Linked DNA regions of Mus musculus: all the other regions are linked to region 2. Evidence: chromatin contacts called from ENCODE Hi-C or POLR2A ChIA-PET data. All regions are on one chromosome and are shown on one strand. Each heading gives the region's core, a stretch centred on a gene start or an enhancer-like site at or near the end of the contact. The rest is flanking DNA. Distances are from core to core; before and after follow the strand shown. Region 1 holds the start of Inpp5k (inositol polyphosphate 5-phosphatase K). Region 2 holds the start of Mir22hg (Mir22 host gene (non-protein coding)). Region 3 holds the start of Myo1c (myosin IC).

Evidence for each region. A loop is a pair of places that touch in the nucleus more often than their neighbours do. ChIA-PET counts read pairs that join two places held with the same protein, here RNA polymerase II (POLR2A).
Region 1: POLR2A ChIA-PET joins it to region 2 with 19 read pairs in embryonic stem cell. The contact joins the promoter of Inpp5k here to the promoter of Mir22hg in region 2. POLR2A ChIA-PET finds 5 or more read pairs at or near these places in 4 of 5 experiments (Patski and embryonic stem cell).
Region 3: a map of heart shows a loop between it and region 2 (2.8-fold over the local background). The contact joins the promoter of Myo1c here to the promoter of Mir22hg in region 2. A Hi-C loop is called at or near these places in 1 of 37 maps with a recorded cell type or tissue (heart). POLR2A ChIA-PET finds 5 or more read pairs at or near these places in 4 of 5 experiments (Patski and embryonic stem cell).

The regions. Positions count from the first base shown.
Region 1 is chr11:75,629,698-75,632,936 of GRCm38, forward strand. It overlaps Inpp5k (inositol polyphosphate 5-phosphatase K), which reads left to right and starts at 1,323. Exons shown (of 12, transcript NM_008916.2): 1 at 1,323-1,500. The coding sequence starts at 1,403.
Region 2 is chr11:75,460,257-75,463,476 of GRCm38, forward strand. It overlaps Mir22hg (Mir22 host gene (non-protein coding)), which reads left to right and starts at 1,283. Exons shown (of 3, transcript NR_030711.1): 1 at 1,283-1,499.
Region 3 is chr11:75,654,626-75,657,691 of GRCm38, forward strand. Myo1c (myosin IC) reads left to right here and starts at 1,390. Exons shown (of 32, transcript NM_001080775.1): 1 at 1,390-1,576; 2 at 2,867-3,022. The coding sequence starts at 1,559.

The DNA.
Region 1 (3,239 bases), core at 73-2,572, 170 kb after region 2:
CTGCAAGTGGACGAGGTTAATGTGCACCACTGGCATGCTTAGTACCCAGAGAGGGGAAAGGGCAACTGGAATTAGAATGATTATGGGCCACCGTGTGGGTGAAGGGAATCAAACCCAACTTCAGTGGTCTGTAAGTGCTCTTAACTTGTGAGCCCTCTCCAGTACTTTCAGCTTTATTACTGTGTTTATGGCTACAACTGTGATTCTTGTCTTCCATCCAGGGGTAAAGCTCAGGTGGTTAGTTAGACTTGGTAGAAGTTGTCCCCTTCCCTTCCATTTTGAGAATGAATCACAGCACAGTTCGAATGCCCTGAAACTTTAAGGTAGCCCAAACTGGACTCAAACTTGGAGTAACCAATCTCGGTGAGTTTTGGAAATAACATCACTACACCGGGTTCCAGAACATGTATTTCAGGTAGTGGAGCTTTTGTGGGTTCTTGAGGCATCACTGGGTAGCTGGTACTACAGTGTGCTAAAACAACACTCCCATTTCCCTGGGGGAAGTCATAACTGTAAAAACAACCCCATGCACTATCCCCCCTACCCCTCAAAAATTAAGACCCAGAGATCTAAAGGAAATAATAAATCGAAGTGTCTGGCAAAGTAAACAGTCACCATGAATATACACCAAATAGCAACGGCTTGTTTTTCATTCACTGATAGCTCTCGGGGATCCTAAATTATTTTGCTTTGTATTCAGCAAAACTAGTTTCAAGTTGGGCGTGGTGGTGTAATCTCAGCTGAGGTCGGAAAATCAACTTGGTCTGTATAACAAGCCCCAGTACTTACTAGCAAGACTGTCTCAGATGGAAAAAAAAATTTTTTTAAATGACGATCACCAAGTCACTTAAATGAATGGAAGTGTTCTCTGACCCCTATGAGGGCGCCAAGGAACATGAGAAATTACTTATAGTGTGGGCGAGAGAGGCCGAACAGACTACAGTGAGGCTCCCCATCCTGTCCACTCCCGGTTTCTGAGGGTGGGCAGGCGACAGCGAAGACCGTACGCTGCGGGACGATCACGAAGCAGCCCGAGTCCTCGAGCCGCAGCAACTTCCGCCCTCAACGCTCCTCACGCCCGCGCCCTTGCGCAAAGCAGGCTGGGAATGCGGAGCCTAGGTGGCCCCGCCACCGCCCACTCCCGCGTCCGGGCCGGCGGTATGGCGTCGGGAGTGGATGACATGTAGAGCCCGCCTCTCTGAGCCTGGCTCAGCTCCGCCTCTGGGCGGTTCGCTCTGCTGTAAAGCCCCGCCTCTGTCCTCCAACCGCACCCCAAAACCCTAGACACTCTGGATCCACCTCCTACGGAAGCCGAAGCGCAGTCCGAATCCGGAAGAAAAACAATCCGGAGGGAGCAGTGCTGCTGAGACCGGAGACCAAGGGCTGCTCCGGCTCGCACTAGATGCAGCACGGAGACAGGAACACACCGGGTTACCGCGAGGGAATAATGTCGGCTGTGAGTCTAAGGAGGCCGAGCGCACCGAAAGGCTTTGCACTCAGGTGAGGACGCAGGTGTAGGCCGGTCGGTTCCTGGCGGTTAGCTGTCTTCAGCCCAGTCTGATTTGTGGGGCTGGATTTCAAAACCACAGTAGGATCAAGGCTGCCCTAGTTTAGATACCCGAATTCTGTCAGGCCAGTACTGAAAGGGCTATGTTAGGATTGATGCACGCTCTAAACTTTGGCTGCCGAGTTGGTCACTGCAGATGCTCCCCAAGCAAGTGTCCAGTTGATTCTTGGAGCAGACAGGGTTAGATTGCTAAGGACCAACATTTGCCCCTACAGTTGTAGATTAGAAGTTTTGTTCCTGTTTTTCAGCAGTACATCATGGGGTCTTCTTGATCGGGCTGTGATCTCTAGAAATCCGAAATCAGATTTAGATAAGATCCTTTAGCGAGGTAAAGCCTGGTCTCATGCCCGCTCTTAAATCACGAGGAACACTGCTAATCGTCCAATTGAGCGTAATTCGCGGTGCATGGATTTGTTACTAATCATCAAAGTTGAGGATTGGGATGCCAAATCCCGAGTTTTATTTTTTATCCACTTAGAGTGGGAATACAAGGAGCCACTGAGTAAAGAAACCGGTTACCTGCCGGACAGCAGGGGGAGACTGTAAACAGACAAAATGACAGTCTCTCAGAGGACTTGAGAGGAAGGTTTTTGTATTATTTTGTTTATATTCATAGGGAGAGGCAGGGAGCTGCTTGAAGCTAACCAGGAATTTTTTTGTTTTGTTTTGTTTACAAGTCACACTTTAAGAACAGGCTCTGGTGGAGAAGGAAATGCCCCCCTCCCCTTTTTGGGTGGCTCTGCGGGATCTTGTGCTTCAGTGCCTCGGTATTCTTGGAACTCAGGTTTCATCTGTAGAGTCTGAGCTCCTGCTTGCTCTGTCCTGGAGACAGTCTGGGCTTCTTGGAGTGTTGCTATAGCAACACCCTCACTGAAGGTCTCCCTAAGTCTTCGCTTTTCTGAACTTGTGATGGATGTGGTGGTATTTAAGAGCTGTTGATTATTTCTCCTGATACTGAGACTTGTGGAGAGCGGAGGTTGGAATGTTATGTACCAACTGGCGACTTGTCCCAAGAGAGAGTAGACTCGTGAGACAGATAATAAGAAACCTGTTACTCAGAAACTTGTCCCTAGGCTACGTGAAGGCCTTGGCAGGATTTGTTGTGTGCCAAGGATCTGCAAGGTAGGAGAGGGGAAGGGAATACGCTGTCAGCCTCTCTCTTTCTGAGTTTCTGTTCTCGTAGCTCTGAAGCACATGGCCATGCTCAGTCAACCTCCAATTCCCTCTCGGTGCTCTTGGGAACCCATAGGTTGAGGAGTAAGCATGCAGAGTTGCTGACTGGGCCACAGAGGATGAGTGAGGTTTCTGTAGCTGGAGGGGCTAATAGGTTCCTGTCTCTCAAACGCAATCATTCTTTCCTTCTGGCCAATGGCATTTGAGCTCCCTTTGGCAGCTCTGTGCCAGGTACTGCCAGCTATGGGCGACTGTAAACCTGCCTAGAAGAGCCAGTTGGAGGGAGGGAAGAGATTCCTGCTTTCCAGGCATGAAAGGGAAGGTGAAAGCTGGGTAATCCACTGCTCCTTTTCCTCTTTCCTACCACACGATGCAGAAGCAAGCTGGGCATAGTGAGATTAACAACGTTAATCTCAGAATTTAGGAGGCAGAAGAAGGCTGATCTCCGTAAGGAGTTGAGGCCAGCCAGGGCTGCATAGTGAGACACAGCCTCAAAAGC
Region 2 (3,220 bases), core at 33-2,532:
TTAAAGACACAATATTCTGAACGTTGAACTCAGGATTTGAAGCAAGCCCAGCAGTCACCTTAGTGGAGCCCATACTTAATTTAACACAGAAGCGGCTATCTCAGGCTTCCCTCTCATTTCTTTGTCTCAGATGCTCTCACTTAGAAAGCTTAGATGCTCTTAGAAATGACTCAAAAGTCAAGAACCCCAGGCCACAAGTTTCTCTTTGGGGGTGGGGAGGGAGTGAAGAGGTGGTCCCAGTCTTGTCCCTTTAAATAAGCAATTCAGCAGCTTTTGCCAAGTCATTGGGTTCATTTCGGTTTTTGCCCATCCCCCGCCTTTCAGACTCTGATTGGCCCCTAGGGAAGGAGCCGCCTCTTCATTGGTCTCCACCTTTGAAATCACTTCCCTAAGTAGGCCTGAGTCAGAGAAGCGTTTCGGAGGGCGGGACTGAATGGGTGTTAATCTTAGAACCGGGTTTCTGGTTGATACTACTTTGGTAAAGATCTTCCCCTAATTTTTAAAAAGACGCTTCCTCTCTAAAAGTGAGGGCGAATCCTTTGTTAAGAACGTGCCCCTTGAGAAGCCGTGGGCTCTTCAGCGACTAAGACGAGACATTCACTAGAAAAGATTTCACTAAACCCACGAGGGATAGACTAGACCTCCAGTGAAGATTGGGCCTGTGCGGGTGACATTTGTCCCTATACCCCGAAGACCTCGAGCTAGCTCTCCAGTGAAGACTGGGGCCGTGCGAGTGACAGTGGTCCCTATACCCCGAAAAAAAAAAAGTCCTATTTGTGGAAAAAAAAAAAGACTTCGGGTGTTCTGCTGCATCGGTGGCTGGCTTCCATCTTTAGTTCTACTCACTCCTGTTGCTTCGCGTGCTCCACCTTCGCTTAGCTCAGGCCTCCTGTGAATCAGTTTTGAGGCTAAAAGAAGTTCCAAGAAGGAGGGGCTGTAGCCCTTTAAGGACTTCCCCGCGACCGAGTCAGAGATCAGTTTAAAAATGCCAACTCACAGAGCGCGCTGCATTCTGGGAAGCTGAGTGTCACCGTAAGAACTTCATTGACCGGAATGCACTGCAAAAATACACGCCTATACTTCCTTCTGCTCTTTAAACTGTAGTTTGACGTAAAGCTGGTCTAAGCAAGTCGCCTAGGCCGAGGGTTAGCCACACCTTTTCAGCCATTGGCCAGTTGGTTAGTTGGTAGGCGTGGCTTAGAGAAGCTCCTCCAGGCAAGGGGGTGGCCTCCTTGCCAATCAGAGCCCAGACGCCTGAATGGGCGGGAGTAAGCAGAGGTGCTGGCGCCCCCGAGTGGGTGTGGTCACGTTGCCCAGCAATGGGCGGTGATTGGCCCTGGGTGGTTCATTCGCAGCTCGTGCGTCACGACGCCGCCAGCTGATCGGAGACTGGAGCCGGTGTGTGCTGGGCGCTGGGAAGAGACAGAGCGGTCGGCCGTGCGGACAGGTCGCAGTGATTTTGCTCCTCTGTCCACAGCAACCCCCGCACCCAGCATCAGGTGGGTGTGATCTGGGGACCCGGTCATCCCGGGGGGAACCGCGGTAACCGGGTGATGGGGAAAGTAGGGTCCTGACGGCCACACCCTGCCCTTCTGGGGGAGGGGAGAGGGGGCGGCGGGGACAGGGGCGCTCTTGGGAGAGGAGCCTGGACTCTCCCGAGTAGTGTGTCTGGACGTTTAAAGAGAGAGTCCCGGACAGGAGTCGTGGCAGAAGGTTTGGAGAAGTAACTGGGGAGGAATATGAGAGGCCAGAGGGCCGGGGGCGTCTAACCCCGACGCCCTTTGGTTTGAGGATGCCCGAGCTGACCATTTAGCCTAGGGAGGATCTGGACGAGCGAGGGGTGCGGAGGTGCATTGCCTCTACCGGCGCTGACTGGGTCAGGGCCAGTTCAAGTCCCTGGCAGGGAAGGGGTCGCTGGGCGGTCCGGCCCCTCCTCTCGTTCCCTCCCGGGGATGTTATGTAAGGGGGGAGGGGAAAGGAGTAGGGGGCGGCGGTGCGGAGGCCTTATGCAACCCAAAGGTTAGGGTTTCACCGCGGGTTGGGCGGAGGTTGGGGGGGCGGACAGGAGGAGTGCCTGGAAACTCTACCCGCACCCCCCCTCCCAGCCTAACTGGCTGTCTTGGACAGAGAGAAGGTCACCTTTGCACCTCCCCCCTAGTATGTCCGGTAGAGAGGCCCCTAGCCCGGGCTTGGCCTGACTGCCTGGGAAGCCGGCTGGCTGGGTGGGGCGCCTGGGTTAGTCATCGCTGGGCTCCCTCTCTCCCCACCTCCTGGCCAACTCTTGGCCCCTCCCCACGGCCTCCGGTTAGGCTAACGTTCCCACCTCCCTCTGGCCCTAGTTTCAGTCTCCAACTCATTTGGCCTGTCACCCTGGCTGTTAGAGTAGGCTAGAAGCTGTCATGGTGCCAGAGAGTTGATGGAGCAGCTGGTCAGAGGGTCAGTGCCCTGGGCCCACCCCGCCCCGCAGCCAAGGGCACCTGCTTGGCACAAACTCTCAGCAGCCAGTGAACCCTGTGGCCTGAACAGAGCTATCCTGGGCAGAGAGAAGTGGACAGAGACTGATCACCTAGGAGAAGGAAGATCCGACAAAGTTTATACTTCCCAAGAGGCTTTTGGAATTTGAAAGTTGCCCACCCTAGTGTAATCTTTCCACTCTCTGAAAATAGAAATCCCAAGGCAAAGTCTCCTTGGCCCTTCTATCTGGCAGTGGCCATGTCCTTGGACTGACTGTGCAGAACCACCCTCTCGGGCTCCCAGCCCTCTAGCCTGCCACGCCCCCAGCCCCCTCCCTGAGCCATGCTGTAGGGCCCCGGCTTTTACTGCTGATTCATGCGTTGGAACTGTGGGGGCGGGGCTTGGAACTTGGAACAAAGTTCAGACGTGGAGGGGCCGGCAGACAGCCTGGAATTCATACCAGATGTACCCGGAATGTGCAAGCGGAATGCCTGGCATCTCTAGTCCTGAGGAAGCTGCCCAGCCACCCTACCCATACCTCCCTCCCCTCCTGCCTTTGGTCAGCTGTCCTCCCTCAGACTCCTGAGAGCCCCTGCTGACCTTCCAACTCTAGTGCCCCTCCCATTTCTAACCCTACACAAACCCTCCTTGCTGCTGAATTCCCTAAGAACAAGTCATTTGAGTTGATCACAGAGCTCATATTTCTGAAGTACATTTTTTTTTTTAACTTGGGACTTGGGTTCTACACCCTGCCCTTTGAATGCCG
Region 3 (3,066 bases), core at 140-2,639, 190 kb after region 2:
CCTTGAGGCCGCAAGGCAGCACCTGTCGCAGACTCACCTCCTCCCCAGGGAGTCCCCGTCCAAGGGGTGGGGCGCTTTGGTGCTTTGGGTTCTTACTCCCCCTATCCTCCCTAGACCAAGTGTATACCCTCGGTATATGCTTCAGGTTCCTTACAAAGGGCGAGGAATAGATAAGGCACTTGAGAACCCTTTGCAAATGGTAGATATAGGGGCGGACGCTTTCTTCACTAGACAAGAAGATTGGACTCTCCCCCAAGTCCCTCAGTGCGTGTAGAATGAAAGAGGAAGAGGGTAGTAGTGGTGTTGATGGCTTGGTCAGTGCTTCATTTCAGGCAACCCAACAATTCTGGCAAGTATCAGCCAATCGGCCTCTTAAGGCACTTACTCATGATCATCATCCTGCTAGTAAGCAAAGGCCAGGCTGGTTTTGTTGTTGTTGTTTTGTTTTACCGTAGACATCCATATGCCACAAGAGGTGGCAACTGACCCAAAGTCCACTCCACTCCTCTCACACACTCTTCTCGGGCCTAAAAAGGGCTGATGTCGTCAGAGAACCAGCGAGGGTGCTGGACAGACAAGGAAGACAGCTGATGGCCTGTGTTCAGGGAAGAGCGGAGATCCAGAGGGAAGAGAAAGAAGGGAAGAGAGGAGAGGAGCCCATGGGGCAGGGCACTGAGTCCGGAGGATATTCAGGCTGGAACATAAGGTTATTGGCTGCACACGTAGGAAAGTCAGAAGGGTGCTGCCTACTCGGCAAACAGGCTTCTTTAGGGGTCATGCTGGGTCAAAAAGGGCACCCTGCTCTGACCCTAGGATTTGTTTCTTAGCTAGGGAAGAGATCTTTCAAGAGATGTTTCTCTTCTGGCTCTCTTGGCACAAGTTTGTAATCTTAGTACTCAGGAGGCTGAGGCAGGAGGCATCTTGAGTTCCAGGCCAGATTGGGCTCCGTAAAGAGACCCTGTCTCAAACAATTTCTTTTCTAAGGATTTAAAGAATGGAGCCAGTCCTTTGGGAGTGTGTATGGGGGTGGACAGTGTCCCGTACAGAGGCTCCGCCTGTCCCGGGGCGCCGGCCGTATTTGGACATTTCGTTCTATTTTTAACTTTCCCGGGACTCGAGGTTGGGGGTGGGGAGAGAAATCCTGCTTCCCCGGTGACCCACGGGCTTCAGCCCTCGTCTCGCGCGGGGTGTCCAGCCCCGTGCTGTAGACACGAGCCCGGAAGTGAGTTCCGGAGCTGTGTAGACGCGGCGGCCGCGCGGGTTCCGGGCCCCACCCTGGAACTAACGACGTTCCTCCTGGAAAACCTGACTCAGGCGGAGCCCGCGGCACGCAGGAGGCCCCGCCCCTCGCGCGCCCCCTCTTAGGTCCCGAACCCCCTCCCACCCAGCCCGGCCAGGCCGGCTGCAGTGGGTCCTAGGGTCGGGACTCCGAGCCCCCTGAGCCAAGGGGCCTGCAAGGGGCGGTGCAGGGGGCGGGCTGGCCCCTCCCTCGGTTACGCCGCGGCCGAGTACAGACCAAGAGGCGCGGGCAGCGGAGCGGGGCGCCGGGTCCGGCAGGATGCGCTACCGGGCATCGGTGAGCATGGGCGCGGGCAGGTTTGGGGTCCAGGGTATCTCTCGGTGGCCCGCGGCGCTCCAGGGCCGGCCTTGAAGCGGGCGCGGCCCAGGAATTTCGGTGGAAGATGTCCCTGAAAGTTGCTAGAACAGGAGGCCGAGGCGGAGAGGGCTGCAGAACGCTCGAACCCAGGACCATGTGGTCGCCCCTGGTGATGGCTAAGACCCCTCCCACTTGAGGACCAGGGGGCGTTGGCTGCGGTGGTGTTTGGCAGCAGCTTCGGGCTGGGTGGGTCAGGGGTGGGCAGGTCTGAGGGAGACAGGCCCTGGACTTGAGGGGTGACGGAGAAGCAGAGAACTGAGCAACTAGGGCTAGAAACCAGGGTCAGGGGAGACTTGGTGACCTCCCTGGAATTTACAGCGGCTCCCAGTACCTTCCTCTTCCTTGACACCCCCCTACCCCAGCATTTTCTAGATCTGCAGGCCCTCTTTGAAAGGAAAGCTCTGCTTAAGACGCGGCTTGAGGGTCTAGCTAAGCCTGTACCTGCCCCACCCTTGGGTGGCAGCTGGGTTTCCCCTGGGAGAACCCTCCACCTCCTGAGGCTTCTCAACGGTGGAGGAGCTGCGGGAGGAGGGGGGGCGGGGGGGGAAGCCTAGCAGCTGGAGAGGAGGGAGTGGCTCCAGTTGAGGGAGGGCAGGCCACCCGCTTCTGGGGTGGGCATCAAGTCCAGCTGAGGTGGTGGCCCATGGGGAAACCCTCTCCTAGGACGTGAGCTCTGGCTTGATCCCTAAACAACTTCTACTTCTGGGAATTTGGGGTGGATGGGAGTTGGAGAGATGGCCCCTCCCTGTCTGCAGAATTCCCTCTGAACCGTTTGTCCTCCAAAGCACCTGTAACACGTAGCTGGGATTTGAGGTCACCTGAACTAACCCACTCCTGTTCTCTGAAGAGGAAGCAGTCCTGAGAAAGGAGGAGGTTTGTCCAAGGTCAACACCAGCATTCTTTCTGCCGTTCCTAGGAGCTCCTTGTCATGTCCCACCTTCCTCAACTCAAAATGCCGCTGCCCTGGATTCCATGCAGTCGTTCAGTGTCTGCTGGGCCCTTTGTGCTCCTATGGGCTGTGTGCATGGTCCATATGTCCCATAGGGTCTCTTATCTGCATTCCAGCATCCTGCAACCCAGCCATATGTCCGGAACATGTTCTGTAGCCTGTGTCCAAAGTGTCCCTGCCTTCTACATCCTGCAGGCAGGGTAGGAAACGAGACTTTAACCTGCAGACTCTGACAGCGTCTTGTGGCTGGTTCCTCACAGGCCCTGGGCAGTGACGGGGTTCGAGTGACCATGGAGAGCGCCTTGACTGCCCGAGACCGGGTAGGGGTGCAGGACTTTGTCCTGCTGGAGAATTTCACCAGTGAGGCTGCCTTCATTGAGAACCTCCGGCGGCGGTTCCGGGAGAACCTCATTTATGTGAGTGCCATGAGCACGGCTGGGCCCAAGGACCTAGGGGAAGG